2 separate regions of the Homo sapiens genome follow, and region 1 is linked to region 2. A link is an interaction called in ENCODE POLR2A ChIA-PET data of the cell type or tissue named here. Cell type or tissue: endothelial cell of umbilical vein. All regions are shown on one strand. Links, peaks and the distances in the headings refer to the core of each region. The heading gives the core; the rest is flanking DNA.

Region 1 (15,945 bases), core at 1-8,000, 1.0 Mb after region 2:
CCCCAGGAGGCCGCTGTCGCGCCAGAGAAGCCGCCCGCCAGCGACGAGACCAAGGCCGCCGAGGAGCCCAGCAAGGTGGAGGAGAAAAAGGCCGAGGAGGCCGGGGCCAGCGCCGCCGCCTGCGAGGCCCCCTCCGCCGCCGGGCCCGGCGCGCCCCCGGAGCAGGAGGCAGCCCCCGCGGAGGAGCCCGCGGCCGCCGCAGCCTCGTCAGCCTGCGCAGCCCCCTCACAGGAGGCCCAGCCCGAGTGCAGTCCAGAAGCCCCCCCAGCGGAGGCGGCAGAGTAAAAGAGCAAGCTTTTGTGAGATAATCGAAGAACTTTTCTCCCCCGTTTGTTTGTTGGAGTGGTGCCAGGTACTGGTTTTGGAGAACTTGTCTACAACCAGGGATTGATTTTAAAGATGTCTTTTTTTATTTTACTTTTTTTTAAGCACCAAATTTTGTTGTTTTTTTTTTTTCTCCCCTCCCCACAGATCCCATCTCAAATCATTCTGTTAACCACCATTCCAACAGGTCGAGGAGAGCTTAAACACCTTCTTCCTCTGCCTTGTTTCTCTTTTATTTTTTATTTTTTCGCATCAGTATTAATGTTTTTGCATACTTTGCATCTTTATTCAAAAGTGTAAACTTTCTTTGTCAATCTATGGACATGCCCATATATGAAGGAGATGGGTGGGTCAAAAAGGGATATCAAATGAAGTGATGGGGTCACAATGGGGAAATTGAAGTGGTGCATAACATTGCCAAAATAGTGTGCCACTAGAAATGGTGTAAAGGCTGTCTTTTTTTTTTTTTTAAAAGAAAAGTTATTACCATGTATTTTGTGAGGCAGGTTTACAACACTACAAGTCTTGAGTTAAGAAGGAAAGAGGAAAAAAGAAAAAACACCAATACCCAGATTTAAAAAAAAAAAAACGATCATAGTCTTAGGAGTTCATTTAAACCATAGGAACTTTTCACTTATCTCATGTTAGCTGTACCAGTCAGTGATTAAGTAGAACTACAAGTTGTATAGGCTTTATTGTTTATTGCTGGTTTATGACCTTAATAAAGTGTAATTATGTATTACCAGCAGGGTGTTTTTAACTGTGACTATTGTATAAAAACAAATCTTGATATCCAGAAGCACATGAAGTTTGCAACTTTCCACCCTGCCCATTTTTGTAAAACTGCAGTCATCTTGGACCTTTTAAAACACAAATTTTAAACTCAACCAAGCTGTGATAAGTGGAATGGTTACTGTTTATACTGTGGTATGTTTTTGATTACAGCAGATAATGCTTTCTTTTCCAGTCGTCTTTGAGAATAAAGGAAAAAAAATCTTCAGATGCAATGGTTTTGTGTAGCATCTTGTCTATCATGTTTTGTAAATACTGGAGAAGCTTTGACCAATTTGACTTAGAGATGGAATGTAACTTTGCTTACAAAAATTGCTATTAAACTCCTGCTTAAGGTGTTCTAATTTTCTGTGAGCACACTAAAAGCGAAAAATAAATGTGAATAAAATGTACAAATTTGTTGTGTTTTTTTATGTTCTAATAATACTGAGACTTCTAGGTCTTAGGTTAATTTTTAGGAAGATCTTGCATGCCATCAGGAGTAAATTTTATTGTGGTTCTTAATCTGAAGTTTTCAAGCTCTGAAATTCATAATCCGCAGTGTCAGATTACGTAGAGGAAGATCTTACAACATTTCCATGTCAAATCTGTTACCATTTATTGGCATTTAGTTTTCATTTAAGAATTGAACATAATTATTTTTATTGTAGCTATATAGCATGTCAGATTAAATCATTTACAACAAAAGGGGTGTGAACCTAAGACTATTTAAATGTCTTATGAGAAAATTTCATAAAGCCATTCTCTTGTCATTCAGGTCCAGAAACAAATTTTAAACTGAGTGAGAGTCTATAGAATCCATACTGCAGATGGGTCATGAAATGTGACCAAATGTGTTTCAAAAATTGATGGTGTATTACCTGCTATTGTAATTGCTTAGTGCTTGGCTAATTTCCAAATTATTGCATAATATGTTCTACCTTAAGAAAACAGGTTTATGTAACAAAGTAATGGTGTTGAATGGATGATGTCAGTTCATGGGCCTTTAGCATAGTTTTAAGCATCCTTTTTTTTTTTTTTTTTTGAAAGTGTGTTAGCATCTTGTTACTCAAAGGATAAGACAGACAATAATACTTCACTGAATCTTAATAATCTTTACTAGTTTACCTCCTCTGCTCTTTGCCACCCGATAACTGGATATCTTTTCCTTCAAAGGACCCTAAACTGATTGAAATTTAAGATATGTATCAAAAACATTATTTCATTTAATGCACATCTGTTTTGCTGTTTTTGAGCAGTGTGCAGTTTAGGGTTCATGATAAATCATTGAACCACATGTGTAACAACTGAATGCCAAATCTTAAACTCATTAGAAAAATAACAAATTAGGTTTTGACACGCATTCTTAATTGGAATAATGGATCAAAAATAGTGGTTCATGACCTTACCAAACACCCTTGCTACTAATAAAATCAAATAACACTTAGAAGGGTATGTATTTTTAGTTAGGGTTTCTTGATCTTGGAGGATGTTTGAAAGTTAAAAATTGAATTTGGTAACCAAAGGACTGATTTATGGGTCTTTCCTATCTTAACCAACGTTTTCTTAGTTACCTAGATGGCCAAGTACAGTGCCTGGTATGTAGTAAGACTCAGTAAAAAAGTGGATTTTTAAAAATAACTCCCAAAGTGAATAGTCAAAAATCCTGTTAGCAAACTGTTATATATTGCTAAGTTTGTTCTTTTAACAGCTGGAATTTATTAAGATGCATTATTTTGATTTTATTCACTGCCTAAAACACTTTGGGTGGTATTGATGGAGTTGGTGGATTTTCCTCCAAGTGATTAAATGAAATTTGACGTATCTTTTCATCCAAAGTTTTGTACATCATGTTTTCTAACGGAAAAAAATGTTAATATGGCTTTTTTGTATTACTAAAAATAGCTTTGAGATTAAGGAAAAATAAATAACTCTTGTACAGTTCAGTATTGTCTATTAAATCTGTATTGGCAGTATGTATAATGGCATTTGCTGTGGTTACAAAATACTTCCTCTGGGTTATAATAATCATTTGATCCAATTCCTATTGCTTGTAAAATAAAGTTTTACCAGTTGATATAATCAAGCCTGCTAAAATAGGATTTTTTTTTACAAATTTTATTTTAAAATGCAAATATTTTTAGAGAAAATTTTTAAATCTTAAGTGTTAAAGGTAAGCATTCAGTTTAAGAGATTTAAATGATATGCTTGGCATTATATTTAACAAATAAAATTATATCCATTGAAGGTGAGTTGTATGCCCCCAAGCCAATTAAAAATTTTAACGATAGAACTTGATAACATATTTGAGAAACAATGCAATTTTTTTATCATATGAATATAAACAATATATCTTTTCAATTAAAGTTAAGGATTTGGGGTAAGGTACTTTTCACAGCCATATATATATATATATATATATATATATATATATATATATGTTTATTTATTTACTTATAGGCAGGTGTCTTACTATGTTGCTCAGGCTGGTCTTGAACTCTGGGCTCAAACGATCCTCCTGCCTCGGCCTCCCAAAGTTCTAGGATTACAGGCATGAGCCACCACACATCCCTGGACATGCAGTCATATTTTTTAGATAGATCCTTGACTAGCAGTTGGTAGGGGAGTATAGTTTAATGTAGCCTCAGTCAAGTTTGAAAATTTTTAAAAGTAAGTAAGAGATCTATTAGATTTTAACTTCCCTTTAATCATTCACTGCATATTGAGCATTTTTTTCCCCTCTCCACATCCTATGAAAGTAGAGTGTGCCACACAGGAATTTTAAAATGCTTTTAATCTGTAAATGTTCCAGTCCCCCCTGTTGGGGATTCAAGTTCCAGCACTCTTTTTAAATTATACTCAAGAATGCTATTCTGAAAATGGAAAATAAATACTTTTAAAAGATTAGGTGTCAATTTCAACAACTTTAGGATTTCCTATATGTTTTCAATATTTTAAAAGTATTCAATAGATATACTTGGGTGTAGTTGACTAAAACTGATGAGATTATCTTTTTTTCTATTTTACCTTTAGTAACATGCCAATCACTAATGAATTATAAAAAGCAATCTTTTCAGTGTTACTTGTTTACATATGTTCTTCATTTAAGTTGTAGGTAGGTGAAACAGATCAATTTTTTGTCTGGAATTTATTCAACCCAAAAGGTTCTCTGAAATTTCTCTTTCAGAGACATATGGAAATCACTCCTTATTTATAGTTATGGCTCATATTTAAGAAAAAATGATAATACATAGTTTGATCTCTTGCCTAATACTTTGAGTGATAATGACTTACTGTAAGCCATACCTTTTCTCAAAAGATGAGGATTTGGCATCATTTAGAAAAACTGTCTTCTGGATAATAGGCATTTCTTGTTAAATTCTAAAAATACTTTGAATCTTAAAAGCATCAACTAAATTAATGAATAAACCTTTCAAGACCACTGTAAGGGAAGCCCCATATTTAGATATATAAGTTGTATTTCATTCTTAAGAAAGAAAATTCTTTATAGATTGGTGTTGAAAATGTAAATGAAACATTTTTTTAAATTTTTGCTTATGAGACTTGAAATTTGAATGTTCAAAAATAAACTGTGTAACTCTTTATAGAATTCTGGGGTAATTATGGTCTCAAACTCCACATTACAAAGTTAACAACCATCCAGTATCAAAATAGGAGCTTTTTTTTTTTTTTTTTTTGAGACAGGGTCTCACTCTTGCCCAGGCTGGAGTGCAGTTCACTGCAACCTCCTGGGTTCAAGCAATTCTTGTGCCTCAGCCTCCCAAATAGCTGGGATTACAGGCATGCACCACCATTCCCAGCTAATTTTTGTGTTCTACGTAGAGACGGGGTTTTGCCATGTTGGCCAGGCTGGTCTCGAACTTCCAGCCTAAGCAGGCCTACCTCTGCCTCCCAAAATTCTGGGATTAGAGGCGTGAGCCACCGCGCCAAGACAAAATAGCATTCTTTATAAGCATTTTGTTTCAGGTCCTTGATAGAGGCTAAATGAAGTTAAATACACAGCTAAGTGGCATAGTATGCCCTTGGAAATACAAGAAGGGAAAAAAAGTAAACCTTTTATAGTAATCAATTTAAATCTAAAGAATTTCATTTACAGACTGTAATGTTGAGAAAGCTAAATTAATGTTTGCATTGATTCTTTATAATGCTTACTAATGTGCAGTGTTGAAGTGCATTCAAGGAACAAGATATTCAGCAATCCACTTCTATAGTATTTTGCTTTCTCTGTAACAGGGTACTCTCCCTCTCCCCTTTTTCCTCCATCTCAATCCTCCAAATGGGTAATCCAATTACCCCAAAATGCTGCAAAAGTACTGCTTGAGGAAATGTTTGGAAGGATACTTCAACTATAAAAATAATTATTCTGAGATTCTATGTTGACTTAATAAGGATAATTTTACAGGAGACAATCAAAATTAAGGATGTGAAAAAGAGATCTAATTACAAGGAGTCTTGATAAAAACTTGACTCTCCAAAAACCTTTTTTTTCCTATTTCAGTGCCTTAAAATTATTTTAAAAACAGACATTTTCATTATTTGATTTCTTGGCAATTCTTAAAGATTACTTTGATGATTGTGGAAACTATCATTCAGGGATATAGATGATAAGCCAAAATGCAAAGTTTTTAATCCTGTAGGTTTCGAGCCACTGTTGTGCTGCCAAATAAGTATACTCATTTGATAAGCATTTAAATCTACCTAATTAAACCTGTATGGATTAATTGTACTAAAATGAAAATCTGGGTAAGATACAACTGAGCCTGCCAAGAAATACAAGCAGTGGATGTTAATCATATTTTATGTTCCTGAAAAAGTAAAAAATTACTGATGCTGAAATACTCCTAACTACAATTCCTCCTCTCAGCATCAACTTTTAAGCAAAATGAAGTATTTATCTTTGTCACAAAATTTAGCAGCTGCAAATATGTAAGTATTGCAAAAATTTCTAGAAATCTGTATTAAGCCCAGTTCTAGTGTTTTGGTAAAATTGGGGCATAAGACTTTTTCTAGTGTTGTTTATAAATGAAATATGAGAGTATCTTTTTTACATTATTTATTTATTTATTTTTGAAATAGAGTCTCACTCTATCGCCCAGGCCGGAGTGCAGTGGTGCAATCATGGCTCACTGCTGCCTCGACCTCTGAGACTCAAGTGATCCTCCCACCTCAGCCTCCAAAGTAGCTGCGATTACAGGCGTGTACCACCATACCCAGCCAATTTTTTTTATTTTTTTGTAGAGATGGGGTCTTGAACTCCTGGACTCAAGTGATCCTCCCACACTGGCCTCCCAAAGTGTTGAGATTACAGGTGTAAGCCACTGCGGCAGCCTGAGAATATCTAGTACCACTGGTAAAGGAAAAATGAGAGTATCTTTGTCAATTGCTATTATTATAGCTTCTCTTTTTCCTTGGAAATGGTAAAAGGCAACAGAACTATCCATCACTTAGGATTTCAATAAATATAACAAATTTCAGTGACATTTTTTCAGTTAGCATTACATGTTGTCTGCCTGAGAAGTAGGCACATGTTCTTCAGGTTTGAAATGTGAATTAAGGACTGCATATAGCGCTAGAATTCTGCACCTAGGTTATTAAATGTGTGGTGCAAAAAGGAAAGGGATTATTGGGGAGAGTTATAAATTGGAAGTCAAAGAAAGTCTTTGAAGCGAATCTTAGGTCAAATGACAGGTACCTGTACTTTTGAAAAGTGCCATCCAATAGAAATATAAAGTGAGCACATAATTTTAAAGTTATTTACTAGCCATATTTTTTAAGGAAGAAGGAACAGCTGAAATTAACTTTAATAATCTAATTTAGTATATCCAAACTATCATTTCAACATGTAATCAATACAAAAACTAGTAACGAGATATCTTTCTTTTTTTCTTGCTAAGTCTTTGAAATCCAGTGTAATGTATACTTACAACACATCTCAGTTTGGATCAGCCACATTTCAAGTGTTTACTAGTTCATGTGTGACTACCATATTGGAGAAAATAGAACTATAGAATTAGTCTGAAAGTGAAGGAGTGGTTAGGATTGTTTGGCTGTGGACTTTGCAAAGTATAGCATGGTGATTAATGCCAGGAGCTTACAAAGTTTAGCTTTTGAGCCAATATTGAAGGTAACCATTTTAAGCAGTTTATATGGCATTGATATCACAAATAAACAGAGCAAGATTCTGAATGGACTTGTTATGAACTGAATTATGTCCCTGCAAATTCCCACTAATGCCTTAACCCCCAGTACCTCAGAATGTGACTGTATTTGGAAAGAGAACTTTAAAGGTGATTAAGTTAAAATCAGGCCATTAGAGTGGTCCATGATCTAATCTGATTGGTGTCCTTATAATAAGAATAAGAAATTTGGGCATGAACCCATGGCCAAGATTGCCTTGTCTGTACTTCCACTCAGTCCCCAACCCCAACACCAGACTCTTGGATAATTTGGAAGCAAATTTCAGATTATAAATCTTTTCTTCTGTAACTATTTTAGGAAGTATTTTTAGAAGATAAAGACTCAACAAAACCCACAATACCATTAGCACACCTGCAAAAATGAAAACTTTCTTGTCATCATTAAATATCCAGCCAACACACAAATTTCTCCAATAATCTTATTACTTTTTCACACTTTGTTGATTAAAATCTGAATCCAAATAACATTCTGTGATGGTTAATTTTATGTGTCAACTTGACTGGGTTAAGGGATAGCCAGATAGCTGGTAAAACATTTCTGGGTGGGTCTGTGAGAGAATTTTCAGAAGAGACTAGCATTTGAAGCAGTAAACTGAGTACAGAAGAACCACCCTCATCAATATGGACAGGCATCATCCAATCTGTTAAGGGTTCCAATAGAATAAAAAGAGAAGGGCAAATTCTCTCCCTCTTGGGGCTGGGACATCCATCTTCTCCTGACTTCATTGAGCTTTCAGACTCCAAGATTACACCAATGGCCCCAGTTTCTCTGGCCTTCGGACTCAGACTGAATTACAACATTGGCTTCCTTGGTTGTACAGCTTGCAGATGGGATGTTGTGGAACTTCTCACCCTCCATAATCATGTGAGCTGGCTTCCATAACAAATTCCCTCTTATATACCCATATATATCCTCTTGGTTCTGTTTCTCTGGAGAACGCTAATACACATCCATAAATTGCATCTGGTAAGCATATCTCCGAAGTGTCTTTAACCATGTCTTTATTTTTCCCTTGCAATTTATTTCTGCAAGAAACTAAATTGTTTGTTCTATAGTTTCCATGGTATGAATTTTGCTTGATTGTACCTCATGCTGTAGTTTAGTACATTCCTTTGTCTTTTCTGTGTCTCTTGTGTTTTATATAAATTGATGAATAGATCTAGAGGCTTGATCAGATTCAGGTTCAAAAGATGAAATCATAGATAATTGTGTATATTTCAACCAGGAGGCACATAATATTTAGTTGTTTCTTTTCTGTGTTCTATTCAAAGCCATTGCTTTTTGCTTAGATTCATTAATTAAATCAGGATTGCCACATCTTGTTATTGTAATTATCATTCCTTTCTCATTTATCTACTGAGTTACTTTTTTTTTTAACTGCTCCTTGTGGAGCAGGGCTACCCATAGGCAGTGTGCCCACAATAGCTGATGCTCAGTTACTGTTTTAAATTTTTTCTTTCTTTTTAAAGACAGGGTCTAGATATGTTGCACAGGCTGGTCTCAAACTTCTGGGCTCAAGTGATCTGCCCATCACGGCCTCCCAAAGTGCTGGGATTACAGGCATGAGCCACCACGCCTGGCCTCTTCAGTTACTTTTATAAAGAGGAACTTTCTTTCATTATCACCCATTTGGTTGTTCAAAGTACAATTTTTTATGGAAAGACAGAAAAAATGTTTGCTTCTTTCCCTTTAATTACTGATTTTCAGAATAGTTAGTTAATTCTCTAGTATTCTCCAAAGGTGACTGATATGGTTTTGCTGTGTCCCCACCCAAATCTCATCTTGAATTCTCATATATTATGTGAGGGACTGGTGGAAGGTAATTGAATCATGGGGGAAGGTCTTTCCCGTGCTGATAGTAGATAAGTGTCACGAGATCTGATGGTTTTAAAAAAGGAGTTCCCCAGCACAAGCTCTTTTCCCTTGTCTGCTATCATGTGAGATGTGCCTTTCGCCTTCCACCATGATTGTGAGGCTTCCCCAGCCACACGTGGAACTGTAAGTCCAATTAAACATTTCTTTTGTAAATTGCCCAGTCATGGGTATGTCTTTATCAACAGCATGAAAACAGACTTAATACAGTGACCAATGATTTTATTTGTTTGCTTAGTATCATTATTGACTCAGATTTAAACTTATTTTACGTAAGCAATATGTGATGCTCAAAATGATCCAAAGTAGATTGTCTTTTAAAGTTAGTAATAGGACTCAATAAGTAAAATCAGTTTAAATTTATGGAGATGCTACTTCGGAATTTGCTAAAAGGTAAATGAAACTCAATATTTACTCAAATAAAATGGATTTACTTATAAGTGCTGTCATACGCCTAAATTTTAGTTGGGGTATCATGCTGAGAAGCCTTTCATTGTACACAATTTCAAAGAAATGAGAGTCATGGCAACTTTTTCTTACCTTCGAATTACTGCATTGTAGTTACATTTAAGTGTCATCAAACATTGATCAACATAACACGTTACTCCATGTACTAAGAAAAATGTTTAGAAATTTACTAACATAAGGAGACTCAGCCATCAGCAGTCACTGGAGACGTATATGTTGGCACTTGGTGAAGCAGTACACTAAATAGAACATGTTGGTCAATAGGCAATACTAATTAACTTAGCAAAATATTAAAACTTTTATCATAGAATATAGATCAAGAAATTGGCAATTTTTAAGGAAAAAATATACTCACTGCGGAGCCCAAAGTGTCCTTTGGCAGGATTACTTCACAGCTTTATATAAAAAAAGAATTTTTGAGGATGTTAGATTTAAGTGACCACGGGGTAACATTTCTTTCTAAGTAAATCACCAACTAGAGCTATTTATTTTAGTGTATTTGAGAAACTGGGAGCCATTGGATGAGGCAATAGATCATCTAAAATAGGTAACATTTGAATAGAATTAAGGACTTCTGGTGAGATTATAATGAAAAAGAAGCCTATAGATTAAGGTCAGATTATACAATATTAATTATTAACTGGAAAAACAATTATGTTAACAATGCCATTTTCCTCCAGTGTCTGAGGTACTATCTAGCTAGTTCATTACTTGGCTTACCATATACAATGAATGTCTTTTTTTCCTTTTCTCATTTGCTTCCTGATATTTTGAAAGCATGAGTTACTGCCGGGAAACAAGGGATACAGAAAAGACAGAGAAATGTATTAAGTGACAGTAGAAGACAGAGGAATGTATTAAATTACAGCAACTGCATATGTTTAAAAATTTTCAGAACATTTTAAATGAGAATTTTTATGTTAATTTAAAAAATTAGTTGCTATATAGCTTCTAATTTAAAATTTTCACATGGTCTAGAAGCAAAATTTACTAGAACTCCAGTGATGAGTTTATTTAAAACAAACAAAAAATATACCAATACTAGTTTATTTTCCAAACTATAGTGAGAAGTTGTTATTCATATATCTGGATTTGAATTATACATTTTTCAGCATTCTTACCACAGCACAAAGATTTTTTTCATGCTTAGTAATGTTTAGTGAACAGGAAGGACTTAATATAACAATCAGTAAGAAAGAATTCTAGCTTTCTAGCTGTAGTATTATCATATGAAAAAGATTTTTTTTTCCTTGAGACAGAGTCTTACTTGCTCTGTCACCCAGGCTGTAGTGCAGTGGTGCCATCTCAGCCCACTGCAACCTCCACCTCCTGGGTTCAAGTGATTCTCGTGCCTCGGCCTCCCAAGTAGCTGGGATTACAGGTGTGCATCACCATGCCAGGCTAATTTTTTTTTTTATTTTTAGTAGAGACAAGTTCTCACCATGTTGGAAAGGCTGGTCTTGAACTCCTGACCTCAAGTGATCTGCCTGCCTCAGTCTCCCAAAGTGCTGGGATTACAGGCATGAGCCACCATGCCGGGCTTGAAAAATATTTTCTGTAAAGCATTTCTACCATAACTTCTTGAGACTTAAAACAGAGAAAAACATATTCATTGAGAAAATGCAGTTTTGATTTTTTATTGTTTAGATCAAGAATACGAACATTGAAACCAATTACTCATAAAGGGTGCTTCCTCTAGACCTTCTTATTGTCCTGAATTCCTATTTCATTAGCAAAAGTACATTTACATGAAATATATATATATATATATATATATATATTTCATATATATGAATCTGGCATAAATATGGATGCATACTTCCCATTATTAAAATTAGAATTCTTTAAACAAAACAAAATTTTCCTCTATTTTCAATTCTTGTCACTTCTGCCATTTGCTGCTTGAAGTCCTTAAAAAATATTATGTCTTCTGAATGCTTTCTAAGACTATAGAGAATATTGGTTGAATGAGGTTTAGAGTTGGCTAAAGGAGGGCTTTTTTGACCAGAAGTTGATTCTCTGAAGTTTTTTGTGTGTCTTTAACTTGTTTTTTTCCACTGATTAATCTTTCATAGTATGTAGTTATAATGGTAACCATCACGTACATCTGACCTACAATAAAGAAGAAAATGGACAGAAAAAAGATTATTAACTTTTCTTCCTTTTTTGTTCTTCTGTAGGTCTCATTCCTGTCAGTTAGACTTGAGGTCATGCTATTTCCTGTTGGGGTCACGAGGATGAATTAGTGATTAGACACTTAGGTGCTGGACTCAAAGGGACCTGGCTCCATCACATGCAAACTTTTTGTAAAAGAAGGTACATTGTTTTATAATGTGCGTTTTTGGTTGAATATTAAACTAAAACTTGAGAGCAATCTAGCTCAGGTAGACACTGGTGTCCTGAAATCATTTGCAATACATTTAAACTAAGATATACTAGATAAAGATATTAAAACAAAAGAAAAGGTTTAGATTTTATTCCATATTTCATTTATATTTTTACCAAACACCTATTGAATATCTAATATGTTCTAGGGAATGGACTTGGATCTAGAAACTTAAGAGTGAATGTGCAAATGCCTAGAATCTGTTCTGGTAAGAAATTCACTTCAGTAAAAAACAATACTAATATTATCAATAATAATCCATAATGTGATTTTTTAAAGCCAACTCATTTAATCTATTATATCTATATAATAGATTAGATTATAATCTAGACTGTATAATCTATAGTCTAGATTATAGACATTTAATAAAAACAAATTGAATTTTGTAAAAAAAGTACTTAATATACCTAGTAAAGTTTTATATGCCAAGTTTGTATTTTAATAATATTTTTATTTTAATAAATATCAGGAAGAAATAAACATAAAACATAGGAAGTGCATGTTCAGGTTATCTATTGTCATATTACAAACCACCTGAAAACTCAGTCGTATAAAACAACAATTATTTTTAAATTTTTGAACAGCTTTATATATAATTGACATATAATAAACTGCACATTTTAAAGTGCACACTTTGATAAGCATACATAGGTACACACCTGTGAAACCATCGCCAAAATCAAGATCATGACCGTATCCACAAATTTCATGATTCTGTAGGTCAAGGATTAGAGCAGCCATAAGCAGAGAGTTTGTCCCTGATACACGATGTTTTTGGCCACAGCTGTAGTTGTTTGGATAGCTGGGGGCTCCTGGGATGGCTAGAGTGGGATCATATGCCTGGAGTCTTCATTCTTCTCCATTGGATGTTTGCTGGGATGAGAAGGTCCAAGATAGTCCTTTGATAATGTGTCGTGGTGCCTGGGCTGGGATGGCTGAAACACAGGAGACCTAGCAGAAATTCTCTATACTCACCGCCATCTCCGGATAGTCAGACTTCTCACTCGGCAGCTGGCTTCCCCCAGGTCCGAAGTTCAAGAGACTTTCAAAAGACAGGAAGTGAAAGCTGCCAGTCTCTTTCAGCCTGAGCCCGAGACACTGGCACAGTTTTACTTCCACTATGCTTTATTGGTCAAAGCAGTCTCTGAGCCCACCCAGATTCTGGGAAAGAAGGACATTGACACCACCTCTTGATGAGATAATGTCAAAGAATTTTGACCATCTTTAAAGCACCACAACGCATGTTGGATATTCTATATTCCTGAGTGAAAGAAGACTTCAATTTGGTCACATGAACAAACTATTTCTGTGTTTTACAAGGGCAATAGTAGGGAAAGGAGGTGGTAGTAATATCAGAATTTCCATCAACTCTTCTGTCTTCGTTGCTGTTTATCAAGTAATGTTCTTCAAACAAACTGGAGTTGCTATGCCTTGATATGGTATAAATGAGTGTGTTTTGGATACAAATACACATGGTAAAGGTAATATGGTAAATACCATTGTTTATTTATATTATTTATATTATATTTATATTGTTTATTTATATTAATGGTATACTTTAGCCAAGTAAGTTTTTATCAAGATTCCAAAATATTATTGAGACATAATCAATTCAGTAAAAAACTATTTGAGATGGACACATCGGATTCTAGTGATGTTACTCCCCCAGGGTCTTACCCTATTGGGAATCTATTGTATAACTCACATATAACTGTACCTTTGGCCAGGCGTGTTGGCTCACGCCTGTAATCCCAGCACTTTGAGAGGCTGAGGTGGGTGGATCAATGGGTCAGGAGATCAAGACCATCCTGGCCAACATGGTGAAATCCCATCTTTACAAAAATTAGCTGGGTGTGGTGGCACACGCCTGTAATCCCAGCTACTCGGAAGGCTGAAGCAGGAGAATCGCTTGAACCCAGGAGGTGGAGATTACAGTGAGCCAAGATCGTGCCATTGCACTCCAGCCTGGTGACAGAACAAGACTTTGTCTAAAAAACAAACAAACAACTGTACCTTTATAAAAATTCCATCTTTTAAAAGTCTATAAATGGATCTGTTACATTTTAACAAACTACTAGAGGTAATTTCAAATAGATCACTTCAAATTTTCTGAATAAATATAATCTGTTGTGAGGATAGCATCTTGAAGAAATGTTATCAAGCCGTGGTAAAAATATATCTTTCCTTATATGTTCAACCACCATGTGAAATGTGTGAATCTAGCATAAAATGCAGTAAAAAAAAATTTTTTTTAAGTCAGTGAAATAAACTAAGTAAATTTTTCAAGAGAATGTTTTTATTGTGATCTTTTGAGTAGCACAAGGGAAACACAAAGTATAAATACGGTTTTTATACATGGAAAGGGGACACGTGACTCATTTAAGAGGAGCTAAATAATTATTAACAATTGTTTGTATTATTTAAATATTTGTTCAATGGCAGTGGCTACTACTTGTAAAGAAAGAGATACCCCATATCATCCTTTTGGATTCCACTTAACCATAAATAGTCATCTTGGTGGCCCAGTGGCCCTTGTTTCATAAATTTCTCACTGTACCACCATCCTAAAACATCTCTTCTGGCTAAAGCACACAGGAATGCAAAGAAGGAAGATAGACTCTTTATGAGTGCACATGTCCTTGCATACCTGTATTTCTATATCAGGGAGATCACAAAGAACCATTAAAAATGTAAGCCATTTGGAACACTAGAGCTAGAGGAGTGGCCAGATGGTAAAGATCTTGATCATATAGTACATCTGAAGGTGATGTATAGGGGCAGGAAGTATCTGCCACAGAACAGAGTTTAAGGCAGCGACATTCCTTGGGAGAGAAGTGGCAGCACTAAAAACAAGCAGTGAAAGCACCACATTTCCTTTGTTTTGGGTATCTTATACCTTTGGTTACTGAATGCTAAAGTCAAATCTCACGTCTGTTTCTTTAAGAAGCTCATGTCAAGATTTTTATTATTATTTTTTATTTTTTACAAGGTTATATCATTTCCATGGAGTTGGGGGATCACGTAACCAAGGTGAAAAGCAATTAAAATTAATTATTGTGATAGAGGTTAAGCTAGGTTAAAATACCTACCCAACCATCAACATTCCAGACTTCTAATGGAGATCTGTGTGTGCAGGGTGGTAAATAAGGGTTTGGCGTGTGGGGTATTAATTAATTAGCATCAGAAGAGAGAGAAGTCACACATGGTAGACAGTAAATATAGCTGGAGAAAAAAGACTCAAAAATATTTCTGTATTGCTGAGCCTTAAGTTCTAGAGTTTCAAACATGCTTGTTCAAAATGTAGCTTCTTTGTTCGTGGTCAACAAATTCCTCCCAGATGATGTCAGAAAGAGTGCCTTTATCTTTGGAACCCAGTGCAGGCCTAAAGTTTATTTCATATGGTATCAATACTTACTGAGAGTGTTTTATATATGATCCATTGTGCTAGGTTTTCAGGACACAGCCATGAAAAAGACAGGTTTCCTGCCCTTGAGAAGCACACAGGCAATAGGCAAGATTTTAAACATAATTAAATATAACAGAAAATGACCTAAAAAAGGAAATTCATATCTCAGAGAAGATTTAAGTGTTAAAAGATACAACAAAATTTAAATGTGAAGAAAAAGTGTTAGAAGAATCCAAGGCAGAATTTCTAACTATCAAAGTAGTTAAAATTTTGATAAATTTGACAACATAAAAGTAAAAAGTTATGCATGGCAAATAATACTCTAAGTAAAGCCAAAAGAAAAATGACAAACTGAGAAAAAATGTTTGCCACTCATAAATCAATGATTAAACTCCCTAAAGAGTTTTTATAAATCAATTTTTTAAAAAACCAACATCCCAGTAGAACCCAAGCAAAGAACATAGACTATTTAGAAAAAAGAAAATACAAATGGCTCTTA
Region 2 (16,055 bases), core at 3,835-11,834:
TGGTTCATTCTGAGGGCTATGAGGGAAAAGCTGTTCCATGCCTCTCTCCTAGCTTCTGGTGGTTGCCAGAAGTCTTTGGCATTTCTTAGCTTGTAGGTGCATCTCTCCAATCTCTGCCTCCATGATCATGTCGCGTTCTATTTGTGTGTTTACATGGCCATCTTCTTCTAAGGATACCAGTCATACTGGACTAGGGACCAACCTTAATCCTGTTGTATGATCTCACCCTAACATAACTATAATAACAATATCTGCAATAACCTTATGTCCAAATAAGGTCACATTTTAAGGTGTTGTATGTTAGGATTTCAATGTTATTTTTTGAAAGGCACAATTTATTTTTTATTTATGTTTTTTATTTATTATGTATTTAGTTTTTCTTCAACTTTTATTTAAGTTCTGGGGTACATTTGTTGGATGTGCAGGTTTCTTACATAGGTAAACGTGTGCCATGGTGGTTTGCTGCACAGGTCAACTCATCACCTAGGTATTAAGCCCAGCATCCATTAGCTAATTTTTCTGATGCTCTCCCTCCGCCTAGTGTTCTTACCGTTCAGCTCTCACTTGTAAGTGAGAACATGTAGTGTTTGCTTTTCTGTTTCTGTGTTAGTTTGCTGAGGATAACAGCTTCGAATTCCATCCATGTCCCTGCAAAGGACATGATCTAGTTCCTTTTTATGGCTGCATAGTATTCCATGGTGTATATATACCACAGTGTCTTTATCCAGTCTGTCATTGATGGGCATTTGGATTGATTCCATGCCTTTGCTATTGTGCATAATGCTGCAGTGAACATACATGTGCATGTGTCTCTACAATAGAATGATTTATATTCTTTATAAATCATTACTGGGTGTATATACATACACCCAGTAATGGGATTGCTGGATCTAATGGTGTTTCTGTCTCTAGATCTTTCAGGAATCACCACACTGTCTTCCACAATGATTGAACTAATTTAAATTCCCATCAACTGTGTAAAAGCATTACTTTTTCTCTGCGGCTTCTCCAGCAACTGTTGTTTCTTGACTTTTTAATAATAGCCCTTCTGACTGGTGGGAGATGGTATCTCATTGTGATTTTGATTTGCATTTCTCTAATGATCAGTGAAGTAGAGCTTTTTCTCATGTTTCTTGGCCACATAAATGTCTTCTTTGGAGAAGTGTCTGTTCATGTCTTATGTCCAGTTTTTAATGGTTTTTTTTTTTTCTTGCAAATTTGTTTAAGTTTTTGTAGACTATGGATATTAGACCTTTGTCACATGGATAGATTGCAGAATTTTTTTCCCATTCTGTAGGTTGTCTATTCACTCTGATGATAGTTTATTTTGCTGTGCAGAAGCTCTTTAGTTTAATTAGATCCCATTTGTCAATGTTTGCTTTTGTTGCAATTGCTTTTGGCATTTTCGTCATGAAATCTTTGCCTGCAAGGCACAATTTAACTCATAATAACCATACTACCCAAACTTTCCTGCAGTTACATGTAGTTATATAAATTATATTACTGAGTTCTAGCTAGTGGAATGTGAGTGTATGTAACACTTCCACACTTGATTCACAAAAATATCCCATGCTCTTTTTTCCATTTTGTTGGCTAGATACAGCAATGAGAATGGAGAGCCACAGATGGAAAGGACCTGGGTCTCTGACTGCCTTTTGAGGACGGCCACCTCTTAGAGACCAATACTTGCCTTAGTTAAATGAGCTGAACATAGATGTATTTTATATTGAGCCATTATGCTTTAAAAAAATTATGGACTTTCCAAATCCTAACTAAATACTTGGATTGACTTCAATTCTATCATTAACCAGATGTGTGAACTTGGGTGTTATTTAAACTTTCAAAGTCTGTATACTTTTCATAAGAAGAGATGCAATACCTATCATTCAACCAGTTATGCTGAGTCCCTATTAGGTATCAGGACCATGGTTCTGTACAATGAAAATAAAGATCCCTTTCCTCAGGTAACCTACATTCTTCTGAGGGAGATGAATGCTAAACATGTAATCAAATATATAAATATAGAATGTCTAGAATGTCCATAGAGATATAGACTAAAAAATGATCAAGATTTACATAGATTAACTGGGAGGGAGGCTCTAATAAGGTACAGTAGTCAAGAAGGCCTCTCAGGTATGGGAAGGGGCTGGATGTGAGACAAATGGTGAGCAAAAGCCATCCATGTAAAGGGTGCTCTAGGGACAAGCTTTGGCAAGTTGAAGGAATTAAACCAAAACTAGTGTGATTAAAGCAAATGATAAAATGTCTGGAGCATAGGAAATAAGAAAGAAGAGAAATATGAGATGAAGTCAAACTGTAGGCAGGATGTATGTTATATAGGCTTATAGCTCATTACAAGATTTTGGTTCTATTCTAAGAGATTGGCAAACCAATTGGAGCATTTTATGATCTGATTTTTATTTTTAAAAGATTACTCTGATAACCATGTTTTCACTGGATAATAGGAAAAGCATGGAAGCATTTACTAGGCATTTGGAGTAATCCAGGTGAGAAATAATGGTGACTTAGACTAGGATGGCAACAGAGGACACAGTGAAAAGTAGTTGGGTTGTCTTATAGCAAATAAATATGTATCTGGAATAATGATGATGATGATGAGAGCAATTGCAACAAAAATAACAGTAATAATAATAATACCTGGCAATGAATTTAGCCTTTACAATTGGCTTTTACTCTTCAGCTTTCCTTTTCAATTTCATGCACTATAAACATTTAAATCTTATCTTATTAATATCCTTTCCTGGATCAGTAATAAAGTTGTCAACTTCTAATTCAAGAGTGAACACTTTTATTTCCTATCCATTGATAGCCATTATAATGATGTTAAATGAATGAAAATGATCTAATCCTACAACCATAAGCATAATAGAAAGTGAGACATCAGCAGACACTTAAAATATCTCTGAAAGATGAAAAACAGATGAGTTGATGGAATCCAGAGGGGGCTGCAGGTAAAGGGGAAACTAGGCTGCCCCTGGCAATAATGCAAGTGACCCCAGATGATTGGAGTGAAAAGTGGGTCTGAAAGAGAAAGAATAATTAAGTTCCTATGTTTGTAATAATTCTCCATCTCTAATCCAGAAGCCAGGTATTAACTACCAAAGCAAATATATACAACTAAGTAAACAGCCAAAGGAAAATCAGTCTCAGAATAAATTTAGCTGCCTAGCAAGAAATGGGGCAACTAGTATATTCTGGCATTTAGAAAATTTTAAGCACAGTGACTGACACTCAGCTCTGTATCCTGTTTGGCAAAAGCAACCTGTCAATAAAACTCATTTATGAACAGAGTGGTATCAAGCAAATATTTTATTGTATCATTTTAAAATGTGAAAGAAAACAAAAGTAATGTAAGAAGTAGAAGGGCAATTTATTCTTAGAAAGATGTGTATGTGTGTGTGTGTATATATATATATATATATAAAATTCATAAAATAAAAGAGTAGCATTACTCACCAAATTAAGGATCAAGGGAAAAGAAATAATTACTAATTACAAAATTAGTAATTGAAAAATTGTTAGAAGATGAAGTCAAAGGAATTCCTCAAATATATATTAAAACACATAATCATAGGAAAAAGATAACAATGACAAGGTATTCATTTAAGACACTCAGCACTGAATTAGTTTTCTGAGAAGGGAGCATACATGAAATGGAGATAAAATTATTTTTAAAAAGTACAAGAATATTTCCAGAGCTATGGTAGATATGCTTAAACTAAAAGAGCTTGACAAATATTGAACAAAATGAGTAATACTTTAAAAAATTGAGCCAAAATTGAATACTTTGAAATATTGAACAAATATTGAACAAAATGAGTAATACTTAAGAAATGCTTTCTAGAGGTATCATTGTAAAATCTTAGAAAACAGGAGTGTTCCATTTATCTAGTGCTGTGTGGCAGACCACTTCAAGATTTCGAGACTTCATTAATATGTGAAACAGCTTGATGTAGCCATTCCACAATGTATACATATATCAAAACATCATGTGTGCATCATGTTGTGCACTAATAGATACAATTTTTGTTTGTCAGTGTAAAAACTAAATTTTAAAAAACATGGCTTCAAACAACAGCAACATTAATTTTACTCACACATCTGCAGGTGGGGCAAAGCTCAGCTCATCTCTGTTCTACTTCATGTCAGCTCTGGCAGCTCAAAGGCTGGGGTTAAAGTCTTTGGAAAGCTCACTCACTCGCATGCCTGGGCAACGGGAAAACTAAAAAACATCTGTGCTGAACAGCTGGGTTTCCTCAGGCATCTTTGTATCTCTATGTGGTCTCTCCATGTGATCCTTCCAGCATAGTGGCTTCGGGATAGTTAGACATCTTACATGTTAACTCAGGCCTCCTAAGGTACATATCCAGAGAGAAAGAGAGAGAGAGAGAGAAAGAGAGAGAAAGAGGCAGACAGAAACGCTACCATTTTTCTTTTCTAATACACATTTTGTCTTAGAATTAAGATTAACAGAAAAGTTAGAAAGATAGTACGGGGTCCCTACATACCCTGCATTCATTTACCCCATTGCTAACATCTTAAATTAATCCATTATATTCATCATAACTCCTCAACCAATATTGATATATTATTATTAAAGAAACACCATCATTTATTTAGATTGTATTCCTTTTTCTCTAACATCTTTTGACGATTACTGGTAGTATTTTGCAGAATGTCCTTCATCTTGAGTTCATCTGATATTTTTCTCATGTTAAGACCAGGGTTATGTTTGTGTAGAGAGGAAGACCACAGAGGTGAAGTGCCATTCCCAATATAATACAGCAAGAGAACTTATCTTCTCACTGATGATGTTAACCTTGTTCACCTCACTAAAGTATTGTTTTTCAGATTTCTCTGTTGTAAAGTTATTTTATTTCCCTCCTTTCTATACTATATTATGTGGACACAAGTCACTAAGCACAGCCCATATGTGAGGAAGAACTCATGCTCTGCTTCCCTGAGGGTGCAGTATCTACCTAAATTATTTGGCATTTTTCTCTATGGAAGATTTCTGTCTTCTCTCTCATTTAGTTTTCAATCGTAGTGGTACAGACTCACAGATATTTATTTTGTACTTTGGGTTATAATTCAATATCTTATTCATTTTGTTGCTCACATTGTTTCAGCTTTGACCATTAAGCATTTTTTCAGTTAGAAAGTGTTCCTTTGAATTACCGCCATTGTTTTGTTTTTTGAGCAATACCCTAAATTTTAGCACATCAACATACTCCAGGTTCATCTTGTACACTTTCCCTCCCAGCTCTAGAACCAAACATTTCTCAAAGGAGCCCTGCTTACTTTTATTGGAGAATGGAGTTAGAAACTGTCTGAACGCTGGAGTACTCATTGCTTTTAGGCTTTCTCAGCAAATGGAGCAAGGAAATATATGTATGCATACTAACACGTGTATTATATATACATATGTATATATATACACACATATATATAATTTTGCTTTTATATATCTATCAATATCTATATTAAGCTAGACACAAGTCCCTACAAATATCTCTGATTCTAGTCTGGTACCTTATGCTTCATTCCAGCCTTTCCTCCTTGCTTCTCTGTAACTGCTAACTCCAACAGAAAAAACCTGGCTTCTACCACCTGCCATCTATTTACTTATTGTTCAATTCTAGTATATATGTGCAGAATTTCAGAATTCTTAACCTGTACTCCCATGACAAACAACTTTAGCAGCAACAATCCAATGCTTATGTATAGTTTCCTGGTCTTTATTCTTCCAGTTTTCAGTCATTTCCAAAGTTATTTAGCTGAATACTTATTTTCTCCACCCTTTTCAGTGAGATTATATCACACGTTTGTAATACAGTTAGATTATTTTGACACAGTCTGCATTCTATCCTGGGATCTCCTGTATTCCTGGTTGATTTTTTTTTAAATTCATCTATTAAGCTTTATTCTTAGTCCTTGAAGTCCTATGGATTTTGAGAAAAGGAGGGGTCAAACAGTATCATTTTGATTCATTCCTTAGTCATAAAAACATCTTCAGTTCTTCAACTCATCTTAGTCAACATTCTCCCTTCCCAAAGGCGCTGGTGCCATTGATAGATTTTCATCTCTATGGTTTTCCCTTTTCCAGAGTATCATTTCAATGCAATCATATGGTATGCAGCCTCACAGGACTGATTTTTTTTTCACTTGGGAATATGTACTTACGATTCATCCATGTTGTTGTATGGATTAATTAATAGCTTATTTGATTTGATCATGAAACAACATTCCAAAGTATAAATCTGTACTTTTTGTCCATTATCCTGCTGAAAGACATTTTGGCTATTTCTGTTTTTTGACATCTATCACTTTTTAACCAACCTTGAAAGTCACACAGCATCACTTAGGTTACATTAAATTCATTAGGAGCAAGTCACGAACATCAGCCCATATTCAAGTGGAGAGAAATTAAACCCAACCTTTTGTAGGATGAGCATCAAAGTGTTTGTGGTCATATCTTAAGACCACCTCAAAAGGATAAAGAAAAATATCCTGACTGTCTTCAGGGATTCTTCAACTCTCCAAACTCAGTTCATGAGTGTTGGAATAATTATCTATTGCTATGTAACAAATTATCACAAACTCTGCTTCTTAAAATACTATTCATTTATTATCTCACAGTTCTGTGGGTGGGACATCTGGAACAGGGTAGGTTCTTTGCTCAGGATATCACAAGGCTAAAATCAAGGTGTCGGTAGAACTAAGTTTTTGTTTGAAGGCCATAGGGGAGAATCCCCTTCCAAACTCATTTAAATTTTTTGTTTGTTTGTTTTGTTGTTTGTTTTTTTCCAAGCTAGATTTGTTTATTTGTGCTTATAAGACTGAGGTCCCTGTTTTCTTATTGGCTGTCAGCTGTCAGCAGGGGATAGCTCTCAGCCCCTAGAGGATGCCCCTCCTCACTGGCCCTTCACAATGTAGCTGTTTGCTTTTTCCTAGGTCAGCAGGAACACGTGTCTCTGACTTCTTGCTCTGCTTCTTTCGTATCTGAAATCAAAATCTAGATGTAAGGGGCTCATGATGAAGCCAAGTCCACCCAGATAATTTCCCTTTCTTAATGTCAGTTGTGCCATATAACATAATCTAATCGCAGAACTGACAGCCATCACCCTCATTGTACTGGGGATTATTCAAAGTCTATACACCAGGACCTGAGGATCTTGGGGGTCATCTTAGAATAATATCTACCACAATCATGGATTATACTTAAAGTAAATGGCATACCTTTGACCAGCTATTGGAATGTCACAAAGGAGAATTTATTTGCATATGCTTTCTTGAGTGGCAGAGTAGAAATCTCATTGAAGTAGATATTGAAGTATGTATTTACTGAAGTATGTATGGGGCATTATGCACACAATAATAATGTAAAAAAGTATTGGTTTTTAACTTTTAGGTTCAATTCACAGATGAATTATGAAGTTTTGTCATAATAATGGAGTAGAATTTAAATGTCATCAATCTTGACAATACAAAAGTCAAACTATGGCTCATGCAAGTTGGTGCGTGGAAGAAGTATGAGAAGTAAAGAAATGATTATGGGTATTGATATACTTATCTAGCAATAAAGGGATGGTATATACTGTCTAAAATTGAAAAACAAACAAAAACTTAAAAAAACAGAAGTTTAAATGAGAGGTTAGCAAAATTTTTCCTTTAGAAGGCCAGATAGTAAATACTGTAGGCTTCGCAAGTGATACGGTTTCTGTTGCAACTACTCAGGCCAGGCATTGTGGTATGAAATTATCCATACAGAACCCTAAACAGATGGATAAGGCAGTGTTTCAATAAAACTCTATTTACAAGAACTGGCAGCAAGCTGGATTTTGCCTACAGGCCATGGTTTGTCAATCCTTGGTTTAAAGAATATTCTTTAAAGACATAAAAAGTAAAGTAGTGCTGTAACTTTATTAAGAAGAGGTGAGGATGAAGCAGATTTTTAAGTAAGCTAAATCTTTACAGCCACAGCATAATAAGCAATAAATGATGGCTAAAGTTAAAACATCAAGAAGTGGTACTATGAACAATCATTTAGAGAAAATTGAGGCAATTAATTTAAACACTGAAATCACAGATTATTGCTTCCAGGGAGTGTGTTTGCAGTGGGGAGAGATGGGGTAGGAACTACTGCTTGTAAGCATAAACTACTTTGTACTATGAGAACTTAAATATTTACATATTACCTTGATGACAATTTTAAAGAATAAACTATTGAATAAAACAAATTTGTAGACAGAGCCTCCATTTACTAAATTGATTGACCCATTATCGGTTTTGATTACTATTATTATTAAAATCTAATTATTCCGAAGAATATATTATTTCTTATTATTTATAAGGCTACAGCAAGAGTTTTTATAAATTCCACGGTAAAATTTAGAGATTGTATGTAACTATATTGATAGAATTTCCTTGATGACCAGATTTTGCCTTATTTTTTTATAAAAGACTAGTAGACAATGATATGACATTAGTAAATTTATGCAGTTTTCTAAGAACTAAACAACCATTCTGTGAATACAACTTTGCAGGAAAAAAACAGTATTTATTTCAATTTTATGGTGAAAATTTCTGTTTGTCCATTATTAAGATTTATGGTGATTTTCCTGTTCTGTATGTTCTTTAGATATTCTTGGCAGTGGTTCAGCTATCTCATATGTGAATCTCCTTAAGACTACAGTAATTTTCCATGACACCATTTGTTCTAGTCAGAGATAACGTTTTAGCCCAACAGCCTGTACTTTATAATATTCTTATCTTTAAGGACTTCCATTCCACATTACTAATGCTTATTTTCTATTTTTTAATGCAAATGCTATTTTTCTTTATATAAGAAGTGAAATACAAATGAGACAAGTAGTTTCATTTTTCCTTTGGTATTTGTTATTATGATTCGCTGTAGGCAACAAATCAATATTGTATTTGTTGCACATCCAAACATATGAAACATGAATTCCACAAAACTTTTTATTGAGTTATAGGGTACCCCACTGATTTGTAATCAAAAGAAAATGCCAGTGTGTTTTCTGAGCATTGCATTATTTTCATAAAATTATAGGCAATGTGTTACTATCCATTGGAGAGTATTTTATTAAAAACTATTAATAATAAAATCAGCACATCATCAAATTAACAATTTTTATGGGTACTATTAATTTGGTTAACTCTCAGATTGTTCTTTCTATGACCATATGATTATGAGAAATGAAAACATAATAAAAATACTCATGGAAATTAGAAAACTGGTTCAAATTAACCTATTACAGTTTTGTTTTTACAAGTGTTTTCACTATTTAAAGAAATATAATATGTCACTTATTTTGAGCAAACTCAAACAAATGTTAATCTTAAAATGAAAAATGAAAAAGCACTCTCTCTTAAGATTATCAGTCTAAACTATACCTAAGTGTAGCAACCAGAAAATTTCCTAATTATTTGACTTGAAGTGTCTAGTAATATTTATAACAATATTTGTAATAAAACTAACATATATGTCCTACTTACCACTTGTCAGGAACTATACTAAGTGCTTTATATATACAGCATTTCCTTTAATTCTCTCAACACTCTACAAATATGTGTTATCCCCTTTTAAATACAGCAGAAAACTTGGGTCTGAGGTATTAAACATTGTGCCTTGCAGGATAAACATTTGAACAAAAGTTAAGCTCAGCAGAGGCTGAATTTGAATTAAGAAATTTAAATTCAGTTCTCACTTCATAAATTTTTCTGTGAATAAAGAGATAGAGGAACAGAGAGGAAAGATAAAACCCTGAAATATGTTCATACCCAAAAAAGGGGAAGGAGGGAAAGTAGGCAACCTGTAAAGCTTTAGATAAAAAAAAAAAGAGATGCCCGTTAGAGTTTCATCAGCTGAAAGTATAAATGCCCTAAGTTGGGAAAATATTTCTGTTCTTTTAACTGATATTATTTGACTATCATGAAAGGAGAACCAGGAGAAATTTGGAAAGAGGAATTTGAAGCCGTGTTCTTTTAAAGAGTTAGAGATTAGAGACAAGACAGCAATGACAGTGATGAAAATGGTTGACAAGAAAGGGTTAGGTGAAACAAGAGAGACGTGCAGGATTGGAAGCGATAGCTTTATCATACACAGATGGTTCTGAATTGATAGGCATATAGGCTATCCTAGATACAGGATGAAATAATGACGGAACTCTTCCTGGTATGGGAGTGAAGGGGATGTGTTTAATTTGGAGCTTAAAAGCTATCAAAACCATATACATTGTAGAAAAAAAGTTGAAATCCTGAAAACCATTTAACCATGTTTTAAGATTTTGTCATATATTGTATCCATACCCTCCAACAAAGGTACACACACACACATGCTTCTAGATCTGCATTATTTCTCTCTGTGATAGCACCACCATGTACCCTGTTAACCTCATGTATGAACCTAGCGGTCATTTCATACTCGCTTTTCTATTCTACTCACATCTGTGCAATCAACAAGCCCTTTCAATTCAACCTTCTAAACATCTCTATTCTCCTGCTCTTGATAACTATAATGGCCTCAATGTAACTCACCCTGTGCATAATCTTTCCACTCCTACAACTCCCCAACCCATTCTCTGCACTGCCTCCCAGCTGATATTTTTAAAGCACGCATACCCACTTACACACAGTGATTATAAGGTATCTATGTTCACAGCTCTGCAAGAATTACTTATGTCAGTGGGAGCAGTCGTTTGAAATGCAAGGTTGTTCAAACATCATTTCCAGCCTCAATGCATACCACCACCACCCTTTGCCCCCAGCAAAATTGAGCTAACTTTATTTGCTTAAACATGTCTTGCTCCCTCCTACCTTTACACTGGCTGCTCCATTTGCTTAGAATATTCCTTCTCACCTATGCATGGACTAGTCCACTTGGAAACCTTCTGAAAGTTATAATCACTTCTCCAGTCTTAAAACTTTGACTCCAAGGCAGGCTTATATGCTTGTCCTCCATGCTGTCTCCAAGTGCTCTGGACATGTCTTTACTCCTGCAGTTATACTGGGCTATAATTTGTTTTCTTATGTGTCTCCTTTTCCTACTTACACCTTAATCTTAAAAGTTGGACTAGCTCTTTAAATTTTATAATTCCTATGTCTAGTATAGTTCCTGGGACACAATAGTTTTATAAACAGTTGTGAATAATAGACGAATTAAAGTAGTTTATTTTTAATTAAAATTTCTTTCCTCTAGTGAAGACCTCCAGCTATTACACTAAGTTCATGACACTTTTTTGTTTGTACATATATGGAGGAATATTAGACTGTTTTCTATTTCAAATTTATTTGAAAATATTTGTAATCAAAATGATTGGATTTACTTTCATCCAGAACTTGAAATAAAACACGCTTTGCAAAATAATTTTTTATCTTTCTTCTCACAATCACATAAAATCCTATAGAGAAATATAAACAGAATCTGTACTTGATGTTAATTCTGTGAGATTGGAATTAACAGGCAGTGCTGAAAGGATGATTCTTCATAGCACAGGCATCTTTTCTAAAGTAAAAGTATTTGGGGCTACAAAGAACTCATGTCCTCATGCTGCCTACAACAATGTTTTAATATTGGAGGAAATATTTCCAGTACACCACCTTATTAATTTTTAAACAGAAGAAAATTTCTTTCAATACTTTATAACAAATCAATATCAGCTGATCTGTCAAGCTTATCATCATGTGAATAGTATAAGAATATATACCCTAAAGTAGTTTTAGTCTATACAGAGTATTGTTTTGCAATAGGAAAAACAAATTGCTACCAAAGGGTTTACAGAAACTGAAACAATCATGAAAAAATTTACTCAATTTAACAACTGTTCAATTCAACTACTGGTGACTGCACACTTATTAAATACTCAATTTTTTTAAAAAAAGAAAAGTATATGACACATCCATACTCTGGGTACTTATTTTGCAACTTAGAAAATTGAAGTGTAATACTAAATACATGAAGTAAATGAGACGAGGATATGAGGGCAGAATAGTTTAATTTTTAATATATTCTGTTAAAGTTTTCATACGTTAGATGATCCCTATCACCATGATTGTGTTTTGCGTCTGACACAACAGACAATGGAATTCTTGGTGGCCAAAGAGTGAAGATGAGTAGAGTTAGAGTGCTCCATTTCTCAAGGGAGCAGGGACCTCGCTTCTACCCAGAGAAATCTAGTGATAAATTTCTTTTTATTTTAATATAACTGGTTGAGCTGATTGGAGTGGGGAGGTGGAGGGAGCAGATGTTATGGTGGGAGGGGTCTGTGAAAGAGGGAAAAAAATAAATCCCTAAAAGCAGAAGATGAGTGGTTCCTAAAAATATATTGTTATTAAAATGTTTGTTTGAAATTTTTCCTCTTCCGCCTTCTAAAAGAAAACATAGAAAGGAACATAAGGTTAGAGTTTAAAATATGCATCCATATGAGCAATGCCTCTAAAGATATTTGTGTTACTGAGTTATAAATCATAGGAATCATCTGTGAACTGTATAAAAAGTGGAGTTTCCAAGGCAGGTTTGGAAGGGTTTTATAGAAAAAGCAAGGGACCTACCTTTAAGAAAATGGGTAGTCTAAAACTTACTCTACACATCATTCATAATCTAAAAATTTCAAAACACTAAAAGAATATTTGTCTGAGGGAGTCTAAATATGAAAACTAAACTCTTAATTATTAATTTAATTTGCATTTTGTTAGTAAGATGCTGTAGTGATAATAAATTTGCAATCCCTCTGTACATAACATTCATTGATTTATGAATGCCTCTATAATTATTTAAAGGTGTTTCTAATACAAAATAATTACAACATAATAAATGAAAATGTGGTACTTTTGAATCTAAATTTTGTATGTCAGAAAAACAATTACTTATCAATCATTTCACCTAGAATAAAATAAAGTTATGACTTTCTAAAATTAAATATGATGAGCCAGAAAAGCTTAATTTCACTTCATTCATGGATTTATCTCATATTCCTTAACGAAATGTAATATGAATTAATTTGCCATTTTGTCATTAAATCTAGGTGGCACTACCAGTTAATGTACTAAGTGAGAACCATTGTTGTTATTAACAATACTTGTAAAATAAAGTACTATAAATATAACAAAGCGGTTACTGGAGATATGCCAAAGCTGGCACTGCAGATCAATTGATCACCCTAACTTTTGTGGATTCAGGTTGTTCGCCGCAGTACCAGGACACTGCAGTCATCTCCCAACTGCCCACAAAATGAAAATAGCTGGCATGCATATGGAGATTTTTTAATTGCAAAGAAAGTCTGATAGTGGATCCTAGAATAACCACACTTCCTTTGTGCTCCCCCACTTCTGTCCAAATCTGAAAAAGACCTCCATATGCTTTAAATATTATAGCCTGACACATACACCTATGCAATGAAAACTTACTCTGAGCTTCCTTATCACCTCCCTCCAAGTAGATTACCTTATATCAGAAATTACATGGAACGCATGGAATGTCTTTGCAAAAATGTATCCCACAAACTTCACAGACAGGAAGAAGCCAATGTGAAATCTACTATTTAATTCTGGTGGCTTAAATTAGCTATTTATTCACTAAGCATTTTTTCTTTCAGTCCAGACAAATAGTGAAACTATATCTGCCAACCTCCCTTGCTATTAAGTGTGGTCATGTGGCCGAGTTTTGGCCAGAGAAATATAGCAGACATGGTATATACCCTGTAAAGCCTTCCTGTTATCATGTACTCTCTTTCTTCTCACATCTGACAGCTGGATGTTGATGGCCAGTACTGTTCTGGAGTCTCATGTTAACTTCTGTTAAAAAAAAAAAAAAAAACTAGTCTACAGTATGTAATCTAGTTAACAGATAAGGGCTATGAGGAGACTAAGGCTTATTATGGTCAAGTGTCCTGCACAATTAAACTAGAAGCTTCCAATTTTGTATAATAGTGAATTCCACTGCCCTATAATTATTCCTGTTTTACAGCTGGGAAAAACTGACAAGGTCACAGATGCCCCTTTCACCTTTTCTAATGATTGATATTAATGGCTTCTTCAAATTATGAGTATGTTCAAGACCATGTGCTTCTCTTCTTTGGAATTTGATGAGATTCGTTCATTCAACAAATTTTTTTGAATACCCATTATGTACCAAGTATTGTTCTAGATTCTTGGGAAACACAGTGAAAAAATACAGGTAAAGAATCTTGCCTTATAGAGTAAGTTTCTATGCTGTAAATACCTGATGTAGAGAGAATTGATTAATTACAGTGCAATTAATTAAGCAAACATTTTTAAGCCACTGGTAGTCTTGCATTTCTGCAGCACATTCAGGGAGGACCTTTGATGTTTAAAATAAACACTAGACGCTGTGAAAATATGAAATGCCAAGTCTAACCTCAAGAATGGTCTCCATGGACAGATAAGCCAGAGATGCACACAATTTCTATCAGACATCTTTAAGTACCACTTTACATCCTCTCAGCATGACCTCTTTCTGGACCTTCATCCACCTTTGATTGCCAATTGCCATGAAGTCGGCCAGCTTTGAATGGGCTCAGACTAATCTCTTATGGACAGAACCTGACAGTGCTTGGGTACTGTCCTCACTGCTCCCTTTCACCTCCCATCCTTGAGCTTTCCTGTTAGTGCTAAACTTCAAGCTGCAGAGAGAATGACTCAAATGCAATTGAGAAGAAAGAGGGCATTAGCACATCATAGAACAAACTTTTGACCAGTGGAAGACAGCAGCCAGCATATAATTATTTCTCGGTTCTGCACTCTGCACAGAGTCCTGAGATGCACCATTTATATGGGCTCTATGAGGATGATTCCTCAAGAAAAACCAATTAGTTGTACTTGATAACAAGCAGTACCCATGTCAGGAATTCACTCTCTTGAGTTTAATTTCTTCTCTTTCCCTATATCTTCCTCCCTTTTCTCCTTACCTCTGCTTCTTTATGATTATCTGATCTGGTTAACTATTAGCATACACAATTTTGCCCCCGTCTCTGCTTTCTAGGAACACTTATTACACATGGCAAAATGTGGCAGTGATCACAAGAGATTTGTGAATGATGTGATATGAGGGTATACAAAAATAGATCTGTTTCTCGGTGTGGTTTCTAGGTATGTCAGGAAAGTCAAGGAGAAGGTGGGTTTTTAGGATTTATTTTAAAATATTAATATATTCCTGACAGATGAAGAAGGATACAATTGGCATTCAAGTTTGAATAATGTTGCAAATGTGTGTGTGAAGGTAATTAATTGTGGGATGTGACCACAAACAGTAAACGGGGAGAAGGTTCTTTAGAAGAAAGTGGAAGTTAAGGCTAACATTGAAGATGGTGAATACTATAGACACACAATGCTAAAAATAACACACACTTCTTTCAGGTTACCATGTTTGATGCCAAGTCAATAGGAAGCCAGAGCCTCATGAAGGGGACAGAGAAAGAGACTGGACAGTGGTTGAGAAGCATCTTCTCAAATTGTATCTTGCATAAAATTTTTCTGTACAAAATTCTGGGTTCCGTCCTTTGAGATTGTGATTCAGGTCTGGAGAGGGGCCTTGGGTCTTCATTTCTACTAAATTTCTAGATGCTGCTGCTATATCTATTAGGCAACCACATTTTGAATAGCACTGGTTTAGAAAATGTCTGTCCTTTCTACATATCAGTCCTAGAGGTGGCTTGGAACTCTGTGTTTTTCAAATTGGAATATTCCCTCTTTAGCCATCCTTTAAGTGCTTTCTGAGTACATGTGCACTTTACATAAGTTAAGACATTTATTTAAAGCAATGTATACAGCATCTAATTTGTGCACAGCTCTATGGTTGATGCTGACAGAGAAACATTGCCAGCTAAGCCTGAGAGATTAACTTTTCTAATTATCTCAACACTAACCCACATTCTACAGAGGAGATTGGGTTTCTGCTGCAATAGGACACAGAAATGAAAATTTTAATGGGCTGGAAGCATCCAGAGGGACATGAAAAAGGAAGATTTAGAGAGATAAGATGTCAAACATGGTCT

The links. Peaks named below come from ENCODE experiments on the same cell type or tissue, not always from the same donor. Only the 100,000 strongest peaks of a DNase experiment are listed, where the experiment ranks them.
Region 1: POLR2A ChIA-PET joins it to region 2 with 5 read pairs; 3 of 35 experiments call an interaction of 5 or more read pairs at or near these places.

What each region holds. Positions count from the first base shown.
Region 1 is chr6:113,860,295-113,876,239 of GRCh38, forward strand. MARCKS (myristoylated alanine rich protein kinase C substrate) reads left to right here. Exons shown (of 2, transcript NM_002356.7): 2 at 1-3,181. The coding sequence ends at 285. It overlaps MROCKI (MARCKS cis regulating lncRNA promoter of cytokines and inflammation), which reads right to left and starts at 13,053. Exons shown (of 3, transcript NR_038863.2): 1 at 12,700-13,053; 2 at 10,375-10,440; 3 at 7,719-10,049. LOC124901382 (a long non-coding RNA gene) reads left to right here and starts at 13,111. Exons shown (of 3, transcript XR_007059716.1): 1 at 13,111-13,529. In endothelial cell of umbilical vein, for the core only: no CTCF peak of the experiment used is centred there; no DNase peak of the experiment used is centred there; H3K4me3 peaks cover 1,402 bases; H3K27ac peaks cover 646 bases.
Region 2 is chr6:112,842,644-112,858,698 of GRCh38, forward strand. It overlaps LOC107986634 (a long non-coding RNA gene), which reads right to left and starts at 4,177. Exons shown (of 6, transcript XR_001744303.1): 1 at 4,119-4,177. In endothelial cell of umbilical vein, for the core only: no CTCF peak of the experiment used is centred there; a DNase peak (open chromatin) is centred at 8,718.